2 separate regions of the Homo sapiens genome follow, and region 1 is linked to region 2. Evidence: chromatin loops called from intact Hi-C (ENCODE). Cell type or tissue: heart left ventricle. All regions are shown on one strand. Each heading gives the region's core, and the rest is flanking DNA. Links, peaks and the distances in the headings are about the cores only. Region 1 has its middle 46 kb from the start of ZNF397. Region 2 overlaps MAPRE2 (microtubule associated protein RP/EB family member 2).

Evidence for each region. Peaks named below come from ENCODE experiments on the same cell type or tissue, not always from the same donor. Only the 100,000 strongest peaks of a DNase experiment are listed, where the experiment ranks them.
Region 1: it touches region 2 in a loop (3-fold over the local background); 2 of 110 quality-filtered maps call a loop at or near these places.

What each region holds. Positions count from the first base shown.
Region 1 is chr18:35,189,783-35,201,253 of GRCh38, reverse strand. No RefSeq gene overlaps it. Among named protein-coding and RNA genes, the nearest start is that of ZNF397, 46 kb to the left of the region's middle. In heart left ventricle, for the core only: no CTCF peak of the experiment used is centred there; no DNase peak of the experiment used is centred there.
Region 2 is chr18:35,130,622-35,138,621 of GRCh38, reverse strand. It overlaps MAPRE2 (microtubule associated protein RP/EB family member 2), which reads right to left. Exons shown (of 7, transcript NM_014268.4): 6 at 6,432-6,590. Among named protein-coding and RNA genes, the nearest start is that of MAPRE2, 93 kb to the right of the region's middle. In heart left ventricle, for the core only: no CTCF peak of the experiment used is centred there; no DNase peak of the experiment used is centred there; H3K27ac peaks cover 3,623 bases.

The DNA of each region.
Region 1 (11,471 bases), core at 2,123-10,122, 61 kb before region 2:
GCACAATCATGGCTCACTGCAATCTCCACCTCTTGAGCTCAAGTGAACCTCCCACCTCAGCCTCCATAGTAGCTGGGACTACAGGTGTACACCACCATGCCCGGCTATTTTTTGTATTTTTTGTAGAGATGAGGTTTCGCCATGTTGTCCAGGCTGGTCTAGAACTCCTGAGCTCAAGCGATCTTCTAGCTTCGGCCTCCCGAATTGCTGGGATTACAGGCGTGAGCCACTGCACCCAGCCTGTTTTCTTTCTTTATTAAGCAATACATATATATATTATAACAGATCCAGTTATACAGTATAAAGGCAAAGTCTAGATAACCAAAGTTAACAGTCTGCTGTGTATCTTTTTGCAATGCTTGTTCAAATACAGACGAGTGGGATGCAATAAAGATATAAATGTAACAAATAAAGCTATATGAGAATGTTTCTATAATGTAGTGGGCGGCAATGTGGGAGTAAGGGAGGGGAGCTTTTTAAGATGGAAAACCCAAAAGCTTAGAGTCAGACTTGAGCCACATCAAAAATTTAAAGTTTCTAAAGATGATTGCCAGTTGGGGAATTGTTTATAGTGTACTTATAAATACTGCCACTGAATCAACCAATCGTTTTAGCACCATGTACTCTTAATTTTGGTTAATAAGTTTAATTCATATTATACTATTTTAATAGGCTGAATTTAAGTATATATGCTGAAAGAACCATAAGACTATTTTGTATTGACTGTAAAAATCCACGAAGTAGAATTCTTTTAAACATTCTCGAGTTCGACTTCTTTTTAAAATTCTTTTTCATTCTAGATTCCATAGATAGAAGCATGTGAGGAGATCTCAGTCTAGTTCTGTGTTGAGAGAACAAATGTCTGTGCATACGATGTTCCCTTCCTGAGCACTGTCTTATTTAACTTCCCACCAGAGAAGGACAACACTGGAGGCTCCTTTTTTCCTTAGGGTTATGATCTATACCAAGCAGCAAGACTCAGGGAAAATCATGTTTCTGCTAACAATTTACAGAAAACATAATTTAAGAATTTCTCATAATTTATAAAGAGTAAAAAGGGATTATGTAACATCATGTTGTTTTTTGGAGGTCACTTAAAATTAGGATGGTAAATATTGATATTGTTTCATTGATTATGTTCCAAATTCTCCAAATTGGCCAATAGTTATACTATGTAGTTACCATCCACTGTTATCCAGGTTTATTCTTCTGTTACTTAGGCTGTCATTGATATTCCAAGTAAAGTAGTATAGTTCACTCTTCTGAATTTGTTTGTGTTTGTTGAAAACCCAGTATTTGGGTATTTAATTTAATTAGCACTAGATGTACATTGCCCCCTGTTTGCCTAGGAGTAGAAAAGCTAAGTGTCAGGTTGTGAGCCTCATTTTTAATGTGAGCCTCATTATAAGTATTTTGAGAGAGAAGCCATTCATTTCGTCTTTGTTCTCTTCACCATAATGTTCTTCACGTAAGAGGAACTCAAGTTCAAATGAACTATGAAAAGCGAAGAACAAACACCCAAACATTTGTATACAAAATAGGGGGATCAGTAAAAGTCTCCAGGAGCTTGAACAAAAAGTAATGCATTTTAAAATTTAAGTTTGAATTGGTTATGTAGAATCATAGAAATTAAAAATAAAAAAGGACACTGGAGTTCATATAATAAAATCTCCAAAAAAAAATAAACAATAAAAAATAAACAAAATGCAGGCATGAAAAGTGATCTCTAATTCATAGAGCAAGGTGGTTTTTTGTTTGTTTGTTTTTGAGACAGGGTCTTGCTCTGTAGCCCAGGCTGGAGTGCAGTGATGTGATCTTGGCTCACTGCAACCTCTGCCTCCCAGATTCAAGCCATTCTTGTGCCTCAGCCTCCCTAGTAGCTGGGACTACAGGTGTGCACCACCACACTCAACGAATTTTTATATTTTTAGTAGAGACAGGGTTTCACCATGTTGTCCAGGCTGGTCTCGAACTCCTGACCTCAGGTGATCTGCCCACCTTGGTGTCCCAAAGTGCTGAGATTACAGGTGTGAGCCACTGCGCCCAGCCCTAGAGCAGGATTTTGATAGTACAGATCAGAAGTGAAGTCAACTGCTCCCCCTGACACTGTCCTTTTTGCAATTTCAAATCATCTCTCATGGCACAGGTCTTTAAATTTCGCAAATGATAAATTTTGGCAATATATAACAGGTGTGCAAAAGAGGTAAGTTTACAAATAACTTTGGAAAATGAAGTTTTGGGTTTTTTGTTGTTGTTGTTGGTTGGTTGATCGGTTTTATTTTTAATCCAGCGGTCTACTTTAGAGAACTCTATTGAATCTGGGAAAAGAAGGTAAGGGTGTCATAGCAGAACCATTCCAACATTTAGGGGGCCTGGGTAAGCTAGTATAAATGGAGGTCCAGGGACTGCTCCCTGCTTCTCCTGCCACTCCTAGCTTATGTCCTACTGGACATAGGCCTTGTTTGCATGCAAGTGGAGACCCAGGTGGCAGCCCTAGTTCCACATCCCTCTGCACCTCCCCAAACAGCCACCCCTGGCATGCTGGGAAAAGGGATGCATGGGCCTAGAAACTGGACTGGGGTTCAATTAGGGAATTCCAGGGTCATGGGGACCTGGAGCATGTTCTAGAATGGGGGTGCCTCTCCCATGTTCTAGAATGGGGGTGCCTCTCCCTGTGAAGAAAAATGCAGTGAGAAGACAGCGCAAATGGGCCAAGGGTAAGACACAGGGGATGTGGATAGTCATTGCATTCTTTATGAGGCAAATAATTAGAAACAGTTGAACTGTCTCACAATAGAGGAAAGGTTGAGTGTATCCGCATAATAAGAAATAATAAACCATTAAAACTTTAATCTTGGAGGCTGTACAACACCACGGAAAATGTTCACTGTGTGTAATATCCAATATGAGATATCCAGGAAGCAAAATTGAATAGATGCTATGTGTCTATTCAATGACTTTAATTACATAAAGCTTCAAGTGAAAGGTCCACATCTAGGATTTTATCCCACCAATATCTTGCATATCTGCATAAAGATTTAAGTACTAGAATGCTTGTTGCAGCATTATTTGTCACAGCAAAACGTACCCAATTCATTTTATTCTGTAAGAATTGGGTAAATAAATTATGCTACATCCATACATCAAACAAATACGTAGCTGTTAGAAAGAATGAGACAGCTCTACATGCCAATATTAAATTCTCTCTAAGAAACATTTTAGGTGAAAAAAAGCAAGGTGCATGTAATATATTCCTATTGATGTAAAAAATGGCATTTTATATATATGAAAAACTAAGACTATATGAGAATATTACAAGTGATAATTGTTTTAAGGTGGCAGGGATATGGGTGATGATCTTTAATTATTTCCCAAACTTTCTTTAGTGCTTCTGTGGCTTTAAAAGGAAAATTAAGGAAAAATGAAGAGCTGGAAAAATGAATGCTTAAGCAACCATGAGAGGAGGTTTCCTAAACTCTGATCACCCCTTCCTACACTATTGAATTCTGTTGCTACTTAAAGTTTAGAACAGTTGTGCAGGCTGCAAGTTTTCATTGCCTCTGTTATATTCAGAGACAGAGGGCTATGCTTTGATTTCTATTAATACAGTCATTATTGCATTGAACATGTCTGTGTATTGTCATAAAATTATGAAAAATATGGTTTCTGGACTTTATTATTAGGTTGCATGACACAGCTATGCTCAAGAGAGAAGACTGAATTCTCGAGAAATCTTTGGCTTTGGCTGAGATTTCCTGACTGGTTCATTTCTGTCAGTGATTGCTGGCACAGTCTCATGAATAAAACAAAGCATCTAAATGCTTTTCTTGGCTTTTCTAACTGAGCCTTAACTTGCATTATTTTACCTTTAGACATTTTACCTCATTTTGTACCCACACTTCTGGCTCTTGATAACAATTTGATCCTAATGGAAAAATTAAGTCAGATAACGTCTACAACAAAGGGGCCTGGTACCATTTTGAGAAGCCAGGGGTATCAAGGGGATAAAATCAATTAAATCTACAGAATTTCTTTATTCTCTGTATTCTGTGAGACTTAGCAAAACTCATAACAGATCTTTATCTTTCATTAGTCTTCTTGGCTATACAGGAGACATTTCAAGGGCTAAGCAGCACCTATAGAAGTGCCTGAATTATTAGTTCATGTTAGATTGCCAGTTGATGCTCGGTTCTACTCTAGTCCTTGAATTCTAATACTTTTTATTTTTTCAAATTCTTGGTAATTACATAAATAAGTTGGTAGTCTTTTCTTTGCACAGATGAAAAGGAAATGATTCTAAATTGATTAAATTTTATTCCAGGCATAGGCAAATTATTTATGATTACAGCTCCCTTAATTGGCACATAAACTAACTTTTAACTGTGGCTTATCTCCTAAAAACATGATTCATTAAAATTGGAGAAATTCTCGTGATTTATGCATACAGTTATGTGCCCTTTGCCCTTTGCGATGCTTTATTCAGATTAGTAAGTAATCAAATTGCCAAGTTTGGTTTACAACTGATGTTTTAATTAGTTTGGGATGGCAGCTCATTCATATGAAGATACATTATAAACCAGAAAAACAGCGTTGTATTTTTGAATTGAATTGTTGCCTCAGATCAGAGTTCTATTGAACTTTTTCTTTTTCTTTTTTTGAAACAAGTTCTTACTCTGTTGCCCAGGCTGGAGTGCAGTGGCAGGATCACAGCTCATTGTAACCTGGAACTCCTGGCTCAAACAATCCTCCCATCTCAGCTTCCTGAGTAGCTGGAAGTACAGCTGTGCATCATCATGCTGAGATAATTTTGTATTTTTTGTAGGGAAGGGGGTCTCACTTTGTTGCCCAGGCTGGTCTCGAACTCCTGGCCTCAAGCAATCTTCCACTCTCTGCCTCCCAAAGGTCTAGGATTATAGGTGTGAGCCACCACTCCAGCCTCTATTGAACTTCTTACCTTCTATTTTCCAAATTTGAAATCTCCCTCTTTACTCTAGAGAGAGCAGATTCTGTATACATATTCTTTAAAATTTGCCTTCCCCCCCCGCCCTCAGGAGGCTATCAGATTGATGATGGAACTAGTAAGACATTTTGTTTGCAGAGATCCTGATGGGTTTGAAAATTCTATATTTTTCCCGAGGCGGGCGGATCACGAGGTCAGGAGATCGACCCCGTCTCTACTAAAAATACAAAAATATTAGCCGGGCATGGTGGCGGGCGCCTGTAGTCCCAGCTACTCGGGAGGCTGAGGCAGGAGAATGGCGTGAACCCGGGAGGCGGAGCTTGCAGTGAGCCGGGATTGCCCACTGCACTCCAGCCTGGGCGACAGCGAGACTCCGTCTCAAAATAAAAAAAAGAAAATTCTGTGTTTTTCTTTGTATAATTTGGCAGGCAGCAGAGAATGGTAGCAACAACATGGTTTTGGAAATTAGGCCAAGATTGGAATCTTGATGTACTAATTACACTCGGCCCTCCTATATCTGTGGATTTCTCATAATGGATTTAACTAACTGCTGATGGAAAATATTTGGGAAAAAAATACAACAATAAAAAAGAATACAAATAAAAAAACTATACAGTATGACAACTATTTACATAGCACTTACATTGTATTAGGTATTATAAGTAATATAGAGAGTATATAAAGTTGTGAAAATTGATTATACAAATTGGAGTTATGCTTCAAAGGAACAGGGGAAAAAAGCACTCAGGGCACAAAGTGCCTGCTGCAGGAACTGTCTTGTAAGCCCAGCCCCTGAAATGACCTGCTGTAATCTTAAGACCAACTTTAGTAGCTGCGGAATGGACCTGCCCTGACTCTAAGAGCTTTACCTACTGCCATCACTCACCAATCACAGTTTGTCCACTCAGAAAGACCTCATTAGCGCCAATGAACTTTCTTTCGAAATGTTTTACATTTCTCTATCCCAATGAAACCTCAATCTTTTCTTTTGTTGTTTGGGCATACTGAAGACCACCCTGGTCTGTGAGTACATCCTGAATTGCAATTCTGTTTTTATATATATTCGTAAATAAAACCTTTCGCTTATTCTTCTTTATATTTTATTTTATTTTATTTTAACAAAGTGTATGGTAGGATATGTGTACGTTATATACAAATACTAGGCTTGGCGTTGTGGATCACGCCTGTAATCCCAGCACTTTGGGAGGCTGAGGCAGGCTGATCACCCGAGGTCAGGAGTTTGAGACCAGCCTGGCCAACATGGTGAAACCCTGTCTCTATTAAAAATACAAAAATTAGCTGGGCCTGGTGGTGGCCACCTGTAATTCCAGCTACTTGGGAAGCTAAGGCTGGAGAATTTCTTCAACCCAGGAGGTGAGGTTGCAGTGAGCCGAGATGGCATTATTGCACTCCAGCCTGGGTGACGAGTGAAATTCCGTCTCAAAACAAACAAACAAAAAAAACTGCACCATTTTTTTATAAGGGACTTGAGCATCCTTGGATTTTAGTATTTACAGAGGATATTCCCCATGAATATCCAGGAAGAACTGTGCTAGTTACTTTGATATAGAGGGCCAAGTGTACTAGTTACTTTACACAGTGTACTACACAATTGTTTTAAATATAAAGGAGTCATAATAATCTTTATCCTGCTAGGGAGTTGTGAGTCATGATAACAGAGAATACATAAAGTTGCTCAGGCAGTGCCTGGTATCTATAGTTTTCAATTTGACCTTTAATTCAATAAAAGTAAATCTTCCAGATGACTTCTTAATGAAAGGATACATCATAGAATATTTTACTACAGTAAAAGAATAATTGATATTTTATCATCAGGTAGCCTCACTTACTCTGTACTTTTTCCTATCTGTTATATAATAATGATGATTAATATTTCTTACTATACCCCTAGGCCCAGAGGATCTTTCCAAATGATTAAAATATAGGGTAATCATATAATTTCATCTTTAAGCATTTTTATTATATTCTAATTCCATAAAAAGAAGTAATTCAATTGATTGAATTTCCTTTTGTGTACAGGCAAAAAGTCCACAGTTTAATTCCACATATTACTTTTAACAATGATAAATATATATATGGAAAATGTCTATTGACTAGAATACCTTTTTTTAATAATCATGCCAGATAGCCAGTGCATCGAAAATTGCTATTATGAATAACATCATAATAGCATCCATCATTAAGTGCTTACTCTATGCCATGCTCCGTGTATTTCTCATCAAATCTCATTTAACATTAACTCACACCATGCAGAATGTAGTATTGTCCCTGTTTCACAGATTAAGAAACTCAGAGAGGTTAAGTAAATTGCTCAAGGTCACATAGGAAGTAGGTGGCAGAACTAGACTTGAATTCATAGCCACCTTAAGCCAAAACTTGGTCTCTTAACTACCATACAATTCTAGACGGCCTTTCATATCTAGGTATTTTTTTTTATTATGCCTTGTGGTCAAACCCTTTCTCTCTGAAAGTTTCTATGTTAGGAAAACGAATTGTGCCTTATTATTATATGTGTTGTAATATACAAGTCAAGACTATTTGAACAGGAGGGAAAAATGTACTGGCATAGCAAAACAACACCACATCCCTGAGGTTGATGGAGCAGAAGGTCACACTGTTTTTAATATCATTGTTAGAGACATGGGGACTCAGCAGTGTGAAAGTCTATTGTAAGCCATCTCCCTGTGTCATGGCCAGGGTGTAGTAATGGAAAGGGTATATTTCACTTCAGTAGAAAGAAGAGCAAACAATGAGAGTGCCTGCCGTTCACCTCTGCAGAGAGATGACTTGGCAACATTAGCCTGTGACTGAGAAGGAGTCTAATCTGTCAGAAAGAGACCCTTAAAGTTGGCAGCCATCTAGACCTGTTGTATATGTGGCATGTGTGCTTTTGTCTGGATGGAGGGTCCTCAGTGTTTGTCAAATTATGGCATCCACAAACAAAATAATGTTGAGAACTAGCTTATCTACATGTAGCCTTACAACAGTAATTAAAAAAAGATGTAGTTTAAATATATAGCTGAAGATAATTTATGAGGATGCATTTATGTGTGGTTTTGTATTAGGCACTTTGAATAAAGAGAAGTTGATGGGCAATATTTTCCAAAGGTTAAGAGCAGTGGGATTCAGGAGTCAAATCTTAGGTTTCAATCATTATCACTGTCCCTCCCATTTCTAACTTAACTTGGAAGGGTCAGATTCCTCTTCTGTACAATAGGGATTATAATATGTACCTCTCTGGGTTAACATGGGTATTACATGAGGGAGCTGAATTATCTGTACAAAGAAAACACAAATTGTCCAAACAGAGCAGAGTATGACATTCATTCCTAGGTACTCAGTAGATGATTATAATCAGAGCCCTATATTCTTTATATTAAAAATTAAAACAGCTTAAATAATCCCTCCGATATCCAGGGCACATAGAAAACAGCAAAAAGATTAAATTAGTTTAAGTTAAGGAAAGTGAGTTTTCAGCAAAATCAAAGTGGGAAATGGGGAGGAAAGGCAGCTCGTAGGTGGTATTTGAAGAAGCTCTCCAGGTCACAATGAGAAGGCTTGATAGAGAAGCGAAGCTGATCAAGCAGCAGCAGGACGTGTATGATATGACACTGCTTCTGAGGCACCTCAGATGCAAGAGTAGGTCACAGTCTGAACCATGTTCAGATACTCCAAGGTTTAATTATGTAAATGACTTCTCCAGGGGATATTCCAGCTGCTTGCAAAGCCACTTCAGCCATGCTTCATTTATCACAGTCATGAACACACAAGAGCCTTCATATTGAAAAATTTATTAGTCTACAATGGGGATTGGGAGATGGAAAGGAAGGGCTTGATAACTAAAAGTGCTGCGGAGCTTCCATTGCTCTCACAGCAGTTACAAAATGGGCAGGTACAATCCTTGACCTCGAGCAGGATAAAGGCTTCAAAGTGAAGTCTTCCTCGGCCTGCTTTAAATGAGGGTGTTAGTGTAAAAGAAAGAAATGCTTTCCCAATAAAATTAAAATTTTCCAGAGAGCAGTTGAGATGACAAAGTATTTTAAATGATCATCGGCAATCTTCATCAATTGAAGACACAGCCGGGCGTGGTGGTGTGTGCCTGTAGTCCCAGCTACTCTGGAGGCTAAAGCTAGAGGAACCCTTGAAGCAGGAGTTCGAGACCAGGAGTTCTCTTTATGTTGCCTGGGCACCATAAAGAGACCCCATGTCAAAATGAAAACGAAACAAAAAGTGAAGACAGAAGATATTTTCAACTATCTTTTTTTTTTTCTTTTTTTAAATAAATTTAATTTAATTTCACTGTTTCCCAGGCTGGTTTCCAACTCCTGGCCTCAAGCGATCTGCCTATCTCTGCCTCCCAAAGTGTTGGGATTACAAGCATGAGCCACTGAGCCGGGCCACAGCTAGCTATTTTCTTAGTGTAACAATGCATATTACATTCCCTAGCACAGCGTCTGGCACATAGTAGGCCTCACATGTTTCCTCCTCCTCCACTCTTTCATATCTTTCCTATTCGATGAACACTTCAGAGCTTATTACGAACCCAGGTCACAATACCACAGTGGTGTTTTCTAATGAATGACAAGACACATTTGCATGATAAAATATTCTTGTTTTGTTTTTTAACTTACAAAAAAGGTCCTGCATAAGATTTGTGGGCCCCTTAGGGTCAAGCATTCTCTGTTCTCACAAGACATAAAAGCTGAAGCTTTTTAACAAATAGAAACAGTGGATTTTCTTTGCTCTGCAGTAAAGACCAGAGAAAAGTTTATGGACTTGTCCTTAGGTTTTATGAATGGGACGTGAAAACACCCACTTCCCCTTCCCAGAGGCTGTTTCAGAGAATAACCTCTTTTCTCATTCTACTTATGTTCTAAAGCCTTGCACAAAGCTAGTAATTTATAATTGCTGATTTGACTGAATGTATAATCTCTATCTTAAAGCATTTCAAGTTCTTTTTGGCAACCGCAGGGAGTTTCCAAGTTCCAAAAGGGAATGTTCAGTTTACTTTCATCTTTAATTATCTGGGATGGTGGTTTTAATCCTACTGAAAGAGTTAAGTGTCGATCAAAAGAAAAATCCATATGGTAAGATAGGGTGGTGAGGGAAGACCAAGTCATGCAGAATGCTAGGTAAGCAGCAATTTACAATTCAACTCCTGTCCTCAGTGCTATCAGAATATCAATAGTTAGGATTTGTTTACTTTTTTCAGATTTACAAGAGATAAATTCCAAACCTCACGATGGTATCCCCTTACTTAAGATGACAAAGTTCATCTGTTTTCATTCAGATGAACCATACTTTTGGGTTATAAGAGAACTTTGGGTAAATCTCTTTCTCTCTCCTAGTTTATAAACAACAGATATTTTTTTCTCATTGTTCTGGATGCTGGGAAGTCTGAGATCAAGATGCCCGCAGATTTGGGTCTGGTGAAGGCTGCTTCCTGGTTCATAGATGGCACCTTCTAGCTATGTCCTCACATGATGAACGGGCCTACATTTTTATTTCTAGAGGCATTAAGTTTACCTGAAATATGGCAAGTTTCTAGTGTCTTCTCTTGTTTTTTAAATAGCATGTTTTGGTAGCATAATATTGTCCTAAATTATTTCTTAGGGAACAAAGTAACATCTTGACTTATAGCAAATTGAGAAAAGGTGCTGGATAAAGTTCCAGAGCCCATTACAAGGCATCTGAGAACCTCCAAATACCAGGGTAGACTTGGAAACCTCAGAATCTCCTTGTATTTCTTTTCTAGAAGTCTAACAAGGGATTAGAGTCAACCTGGGACCCCAAGAACAATCTGCTCTGGGTACCAGCCAGAGTTGAAGAGCCTGGAAGGGCAGATGAATTTTTGCAAACTCTAGCGCAGTTTAAAACCTCACAGGAGAGGGTGGCAAGCTGTGGTCTCTGAGGTCTGATTGCCAGGGTTTGAATTCTGGCTCTGCCACTTACTAGTTGTACAACCTTGGGAAAGTTACTCAACCTCTCTGTGCCTAAGTTTTCTCATCTACGAAATTGGAGAGATAATAATAGCAGAGTTGTTTTGAGGATGGAATTATTTTTAAAAAGCTCAGTTGGGCTTGACACATAGTAACTGTGTATGTTTACAAGGGAAAATCCTAGAGAAGAGAGGGATCAATATAGTTTCAAGCAAGAGTTGTTAAACTGTGGCACACAGGCCAAATCTGGCCTGCCATCCATTTTATGTAAATACGGTTTTATTGGAACACTCCTATGCCTGTTCATTTATGTATTGTCTATGGTTGTTTTTGTGATACAAAAGCAGAGTTTAGTAGCTGTGACAGAGATTGTATGGCCTGCAAAACTTAAAATAGCTACTATTTGGCCCTTTACAGAAAAAGTTTGCAGGCTCTGAACTATAGTCTTCCTTCTATTGCATTGGTATGTAGTATATTTTCTTTATTCGATGGTAAATGTGTTTGCCACAGATCTGGCAAAAGTGTTTCCAGCTACTCTTTCCCTCTGCAAA
Region 2 (8,000 bases), core at 1-8,000:
AAGAGTATTTGGCACATGGTAAATAGAAATGTGAGCTGTGATTATTATTTCTTAGTGGGAGAACTCTGGAATATATTCTAGAAGTGCAAGTAATTTTTTTAAAAAAGTAACCCTTTCTGTGTCAACCAACAGTAGACAGTGACATTGTGTTGAAAACTTGGGGAAAAATCTGGCATTGTCTCTTACCGTGCCGACAGGCCCCTTATTCAGCAAATGTGAGCTCTCCCTACCCCATGACCACCCTGTGTTCACCACCTAGAACTAGCTCCACTTCTGGAACGTTAGGCCCAATCTCTTGCTCTCTCTGATCACATCATGTGTCTTCCTGACCCTTGCACTCCCAAATTCCTTAATTGCAGGTGCTCTTTGACCTCAGGGAGATCTCAGAGCCCTGATCCCCTCTTTACTCCCCTTCTGCCGGATCGACCCCAGACCCCTGGGCATCACAGCAGCTGTGCTCTTGGCACTTCCTCTGCACACTGCTTTGCCTTCTGTCTGGCACATGTGAGGCTGGTCCTCTCAGCTCAGAGTCAGTGCCTCACCAACAGTGTGGCCATACATGCTCAGGGGAGCAGGAGAGAACTTCTTCTTGGGCCAGCGCAGGACAAGAAACAGTTACTGGCCTTCCTAAGCCAGTGCTCTCCTCTCATCCAAGGGAGAAGAATGAAACTAACATTCATGGGAGTTTAACAAGAATGGTGGGCTGGGAACTCCCAGCTGTCTGTCCCGCCACATGCTCCTCTAAATTATGAGAAAGTCACTCCTCCCTGAAGCCTCTCTCACTGCCTGCAGCCCCGAGATAATGGCTTCCCTCTCCAAGCTTCCTATCCTCAGTTTCTGCTTCGGTGGGAGGGCGCACCACAGTCCCGCGTGTGTTCTTGCTGGGTGGCTACACATCTGTCTCTCCAGCCGGGCTCTGAGCCCTCCACGGTGAGTTATATTGTTTTATTCAGCATCCTAACTCTTGAACGTGAGTGTGGTGTCTTCCATATTGTATTGCTCAAACTTCAGCTGGTCTAAAGTATGCTTTTCTTTATATAATTGTTTCTGTGCATGTTAGACTTCTGAAAAGAAGATTTCAGAAATGAGGAACTGTTTTACATTTTGCAGAAATTCTCATTTGCTCACGTCACAACTGGGAGTTTATTGTGGGCTAATGGAGCTAAAGTTGAAAGACCTAGATTCAAGTAATCATTGAGCCTGTAATAAACTAGAGGGCCAGGAAGCCACTAGGCTAGGCCTCCTTTCCAAACACATCCAACAAGGCAGCAGGTTTGCTGGCCTTTTCTATGGCTCTGAGGCTTCCAGATGCCCAGGGCAGCTGCTTCTCATGCACATCCAGCTTAAATCTCAGTCACAGGACCCCTCTGTGATGTCATGCATCTGCAGGAACTGTGGACCCCAGACAACTCTCACTGGGAAATACCAGCAAAGCTCCCAATTTATCAATGGATTGCTCATGCTTGGCCTGCAAGTTAAGGCAGTCTGAGAGTCTGGCAGAACACATCTGTAATTCTGGGGTGTTACAAATCACAACTGAGAGCTCACAGCCCACACAATGCTATTGCAGGCTCACAGGAAAAAACAATCTTTTTCTATGCCTTATACGAGAATGAAGAACTTAAACCCATGTCTAAGTAGGAGGCCAGGCAAAACCTATACCAAATATGAGACTAATGCACCAGAGCATCACCTAATAATTCTAATATGTGCGTATCAATCTATTCACATCTTTCCGTTGAGCTGTGAGTGATTGTAAGAAAACTATCATTCTTTAGTTTCCTTATAATCATTAGATAGAGAGGCAAACTGGAAGATGGTATTGAAGAAGGCTCTAGGCCACTGTGGGAGGAAAATGGGGGCAAAGGAGAGAGGAAGGCCCATCAGGAAGCTCCAACAGCTCCTGGCTTCCTAGCTGTGGAAGGCACCACCCTGCAGCCTTGTCTCCTGCCACCTTGCCAGCTGTGGCTGCTGGTCTTTCTTCTCTGCTTTGCTCATGCAGTTTCTCCCTACCTTAGCTCTAGAGCTGTTGATGTTCCCAGTCACCCTGTAACATCCAACACAAATGCCATCTTCGCTGTGAAGTCTCTGCGTGGTCCTCCAGGCGGCTTTTATCTGCTCCCCACACAAGTTTATTTATGTCCCCATTATCACATTTGTCATCATCTGACACATATTCCAGTTAGTCATGTCCCTGTCTGTCTCCCTTACTGGGACTGGGAGCTCCTCTGAGGTAGGGTTGGGTCTTTTTCTATAGCCAGCACTTAGTCCAGTGACAAGAGGCCCTCCAGTGACAGAAGCACAGCCTGTCCCTGCAGGAAACAAGTAACTGTTCATAAGCTGGTGCCCTTCAGCTGACAGAATCCACAGGGAGCAGGTAACCAATGCTTCAGCCCAGACTCCTGTGGCTCCAAGTTACGTATCAGGGGAAAACATAATGAGAATAAGTATCTGCTCTGGAAACTTCCATTAGGTCTCTACAACTGGGAATTGAACCACCTCTGTTGATTTTCTGCTCAAAACTCCCACCTGGATTTTCACATCTTCCAAACACCATATTCTGGGATGGCTTAAATATAACAATCAGAGGCCAATCATCACAAAATAAGAGTGTTAAGTAATCACTCAGGGGAAGAGATCTCCCCAGCAAATACTCCTACCTCAAATGTCAAAGCAAAGCATGTCCATCTATGTTTAGCTGAACAGCATGTGCTGCAACCTGGCCTTCTAGCTCCAGGAGGGCTCTGGGAAAGGCAGACCACCAGGCATCTGTGCCATCTCAGCTCTGTACACACAGCTGTACCAACAGCATCATGAACAAAGTGCTGGCACTTCCTCCCAGACGCCATGTACATCATCCCTGCACATGGGTGCAAATCTACCCATCACACAAGTGTGGGGCTGGCCAGAAAACAGGACACAATGTCAGGGGAAAGCACAGTGGGGCAAAGGCAGGATTCCCAGAGATGGGGGCAGTGGTGTATGATGGCATCGTAACCACTAAGCACATTGTTTTTCAAAACCGTTGCTTTTCCAGACCATAGACATAGGGGAAGGCAGGCAAGGGTACAGCTTTAGGAAGGCTCACTCCCCCAGTGTAGGACTGGCTATGTGCTTCTGGGTGGTTCCAGAGAAACCAGATTCCATATTCTCAGGAAGAAATGAAAATGCTTGGAGGCTTTAAGATATCTAGGATGATTTCTTGGACCTCTGGGAGGTGGAGTGCTAGGGGGCAGAAAGGAGAGTATCTAGCTGCTCCTGAGCCTCTCGGCAGAGTCATGCATGCACAGGATATGGAAAGCACCCAGCACGGCATCCAGGCCCACTGCAGCCTTCCTTTTCTTTCTGCATAAAAACCAAGGTTTAAACAAATGGGTCTTGTCACATTCCAAATAAGGACACCTGGCATATTCCAGATCAAACGGCTTACTCTCTGTAGAAAACTCAGTATAGCCTGATGTGTCTCTTTTGGAGTTTTGCAGACACAAAGTTGCAATAAAAATATCCTGGAACTAGAAAAATTAAGCCAGTAACTGCATTTGAACATCTTGCTCTGGTAACCCACACATGCAATTTATGTTAAGGCTGTTTTCTCTGCCAGATTCAACTGCCTGGTTACTCTGAGTAATTCTCTTCTTGAATTTTGGGTACTCCCCAGCATATACTTACAGGGCAATGCCTCTGTCTCTTTCCCTCTCTCTTCCTTCCCTTAAAGCTATTTGATGATGTCAGCGCAGTGCCAGAGATACAACAACAAAGTGGGTTTAAAAAAGTTACAAACTGGCTAGAAGAAAACTGAAGTTCTTTGTGGATGCTCATTTAAAATCAGATGAATGCCCCGAAAAAGAGGCCACAACTAGGCTTTCGAAGGTGAAAATCAACAAAACGAGGTAAGGGGAGTTATTTAGAGAAAACCCACGTAAAAATTTGGAAACTTTCTTCTTCACACACAGGGCGTGTTCAACTGAAGACTGTCAAGTAGACAGTTAATCTTGAGGCTTTCCCCAACTAGTACTATGTTCGTTTCCTCCCTGCTCCATGGTACCCACCACTCGGCGAGGGAGGTAACTCAGTCCTTATGATTTTAGCCTCTGAGTTAGATAAACCTGGGTTCAAATCCTAGTGCTGGAGCTTATTAACTATGAGCCATTGGGTTAGTAATTTCATCTGTAAAATGTAGATAAGTAATTACTCACCTCACAGGGATGTGGTTAAGGTCAGTAATCTACGTAGTAAATGAATACAATCCCTAGCACATGCTAAATGCTCAATCAGTATTAGCCATTACTACTGTCATAATAGCACTTAAAAGGTGCCTCAGACTTGGAGAAGGGAGAACATAAACTCAGGATTCAGATTTCAGGGTTCAAATGGAAATTATTCTGCTCCTAGACTTGGGAAAGTTATTCAACCTCTCTGCTGCCTTAGTTTCCCTCATCTGTACAATGGGATGACAATAGCTACCTAATAGGATTCTCTAGAGAATTATAGGAGCTAATAAGCTAATATACGTCAAGTCCTAGACCCTTCTACCTCAAACCCCAACCAGGTGTCTCAGAAGAGGTGTCTGCTAAACTTATTATTTAGTCTTAATGAATGATGAGGCCTTAAAGTGTTATTTCTTCTTGGGGTGCTTGCATTTTAGTTGCATGTACATTGCAGGAATGGCTCTCTGAATCCAGATGGTGGCAAGGTGGTGCTGGGATGTATGTGTGTGTGGGGTCGGGTGGTGATGGGTATGGCAGAACAGAAACTGAGTGCGGTCATCTAGGTAGACCCCCTGGAAATCACACCCAGGAGGCAAGGGCTCTTGCCTGAGGCTGTCCACCTATCTTAGCCGGGAATTCAGTGGACCTCTCCAACACTTCATTTGGAGTTCACTGTCAGACAGTGCTCCTGCACATGGACTCCCTCTTGGGACAAAATCTGGCATGAGGTTAGACTCAGGGTTTCCCCGTTTGAAGTGCAGGGCTGGGAAGAAGATTTGATCCTGCACGCCGGCCTTATTCCCACTAGCAGGCGTTATCGCAGACAGCAGCGCCATTCACTCAGTCTCATGGCGCTGTGGAGATCTCAGCTGATTTAGCCTCAAATAAGCTTGTGAAGAGAATAACCATAGTCCATCTAGTGCTTACAGAGGGCAAGCACTCTGTACACACAGGACGTCATATATGTGACACTGTGGCAGCTGCAGACATACTACAAATCAGTCTCTGGTTTATTCCATCAGATCTGAAAATACTGAGAACCGTATTTTATGAAGCCATCATGGAAACCAGGTGGATTATCAGGGCTTCAAATTCTGAGCTATTGATAACCAATAAATAATTTAAATCAAAATATTTGGAAGAAGTGAAAAAAAAAAGTGATAAAGAGCTTCCAAACCACAGATACAGTGCCTTACAGTTTAGGAGAATTTCACTGCTAGTATTTTGAGGCATAAATGGAGTAAACATTTGCCTGGGATTCAGCTGGAATAAGAGAGTAAACTTGCTGATGGCTTGCTATGTCCTATAGAAATATCAACACATACAACTCCACTGGAGGCCCTCAGAACATCACAGGCTCAGAACACCCAGAGACCGGGACACTTCCACTAGCATCAGCCTGGCATAAGAGAAGCTGGACACCCCAACCCCTCAACTTGGCTCTGTGGAAGGTGAAGCCACATCAGGCTCCCACCTCCACCTCTGGCTGCTGGGCCTCTCTCTCCTGGCACTGGCAGACCCGGGGTGCCTTGCCTCAGTCTCTGCCATGCATCCTGCCCCGCTTTCTCTCCTTGCTTCCTAGATTCTTATTCCTCCTCCATTTCTCACATCTGCTTTTCATCACCCTGACACAGCCACATCCTGGGTCTCCATCAGCACTTGTGAATAGCAGCACTTGTGAATAGCAGCACTTGTGAATAGCAACTCTGGTGGCAGCTCCTCCCCATAAAGGAGATGGGCATGTGGCTGTCCCACAGCTCTAGTCTGTCCTGGCAATGAGTAACCAAGACAACCAGCTACGAAATAAAAACAGTCAATTATGGGGCTTCTGGGGATGGGAAAAGCATCTAGATTATTTTCTCCTTTAACTACACTCTGTACTTGCATGAAGAAGGAGGAATCCGTATACAAATTCTTAATGCTCATTTGCTCAGAGAGCTGCAGACCACTTGCAGTTTGGCTGCATAAGCATATTTTTCTGTCAAAGCCTTCCCCACCCCACCTGTCTCTTCCCAGATTAATTTATGACTGCCTGTCCCACAGGCATGGGTCAATAGATCATGATGATAACGATGTTTATTCCTTTGGGACTATCAGGTGCACTTGGCTGAGCAGTAATTCTCATTGAGGTCCTGGGGAAGTATTCTAAGGAGTGCTGATCTACTGTGTTTTGACCAAGAGAGTCATTTTAGAACACAGGAGTCACATGCTCCTCACACTTACGTGTTCTTCTGAAGCATACAGGATGTCCATTAGTCTCTGCACGAGGTCATCATTTTCCTGCCCGTGTTCTTGGCAGAGTAGCTCGATCTCTCTCAACTTCCCAAAGTAGAAATCCCTTTCCTTTTCCACGCCTTCAAGGGCAAGTTTTAATGAATGTACCTGCAAGGGAGTGAGAGTGAAGAAAAAAAACCACCCAAAATATAGTATAAGACATGACCAGCAATTCCTGTGAATAAAACCCAAAAGAGAGAGAGAGAGAGAAGCAGAAATAACCAATGTGTAAGTCTGAGGGAGAAACAACAGGGCTGTTGTCTGGAGCTTGACCCTGGGCCAAAACGTCCAATTCTCCACAGCACTCTGGTCATTCCCTTCAGGCAACTGAGCGTTTATTAACCAGGGACAGAGTGGTCTTTCTGCTTGTGCGGTTCCCCGCAGGCTGGAAGTGAGCTTTCGTCTCCTGCTAACATAGGCTGGAACACATCTTTCCTCTAACTTCTTACTATGGTCTGAAAGTTTGTATCTCCTCAAAATGTGTATGTTGAAATCCTAACACCCAAGGTGATGGTGTTAGGAGGTGGGGCCTTTGGGAGGTGGCTGTCATGGGGTTAGAGCCCTTATGAATAGGATGAGTGCCCTGATAAGAGGCCCAATCGAGCTTATTCATCCTTTCAGCATGTGAAGACAGTGAGAAGGTGCCATCTATGAAGAATGGGGCCTCAAGCAGACGCTGAATCTACTGGCGCCTTGATCTTGGACATCCCAGTCTCCAGAACTGTGAGAAGTAAATTTCTGTTGTTTATAAGTCACCCTGTCTACAGTACTCTGCTCTAGCAGCCTGAACAGACTGAAATACTTGTTCATCTTCTGCAGGAAATGGAGAATGGGAGGAGGAAAGAGAAGCAGAACAGAGAGGCTGTAAGCATGGCTATTTAGTTTTATGTTGAGGACTCTCCGTCCCTTAGATCACTTACATGGAAGCCACGCTTAGCTAGACCCTTTCACAAATGATACTGAGCCACATTAGACAAACGCTCTCCAGGGAGAAACTGAGGGTTCGTGACACGAGGAAAACTGGGTAAGACCCAAAGCCTGGCTGAGTGGATCTGTCTCAATTTCTCTAGTTCGGGCTTTGGGTACGTCACTGGGAAGGCAGGAGGGCAAGGAAGGCCTATTCCCTCACCACAGTAGCCCTCATTCCTCTTTCTTCCCCTCGATCCTGGTTCAGAGTTTCCAGGGTTGTGCAGCTTCTCAGGGTGGCTACAGAACAGTCCAAGTGAAGGGAGGAGGCAGTGGTCAAAAGAGGGTCCAAGAACTCGGACACCCAGAGCTAAAGAAACCCTCACGGGGTTGTGACTAGATCTGGTTTCAAATCTCAGTCTACCATAGTCCCACAGGCGCAGCAGCTACACTCAGGCCCAAACTATTACCCCGTTCCTGGTCTCTGAGGATCCCCATTTGTTTAAACCCTTCGTTTATTTTTATGTAGGGTATATGCTTCAGGTGGTAAATTAAGTCTTTCATGGCCCTCCTTAGGTAAAATCTCTCTGTCATTACCTTAAAAATCACCCC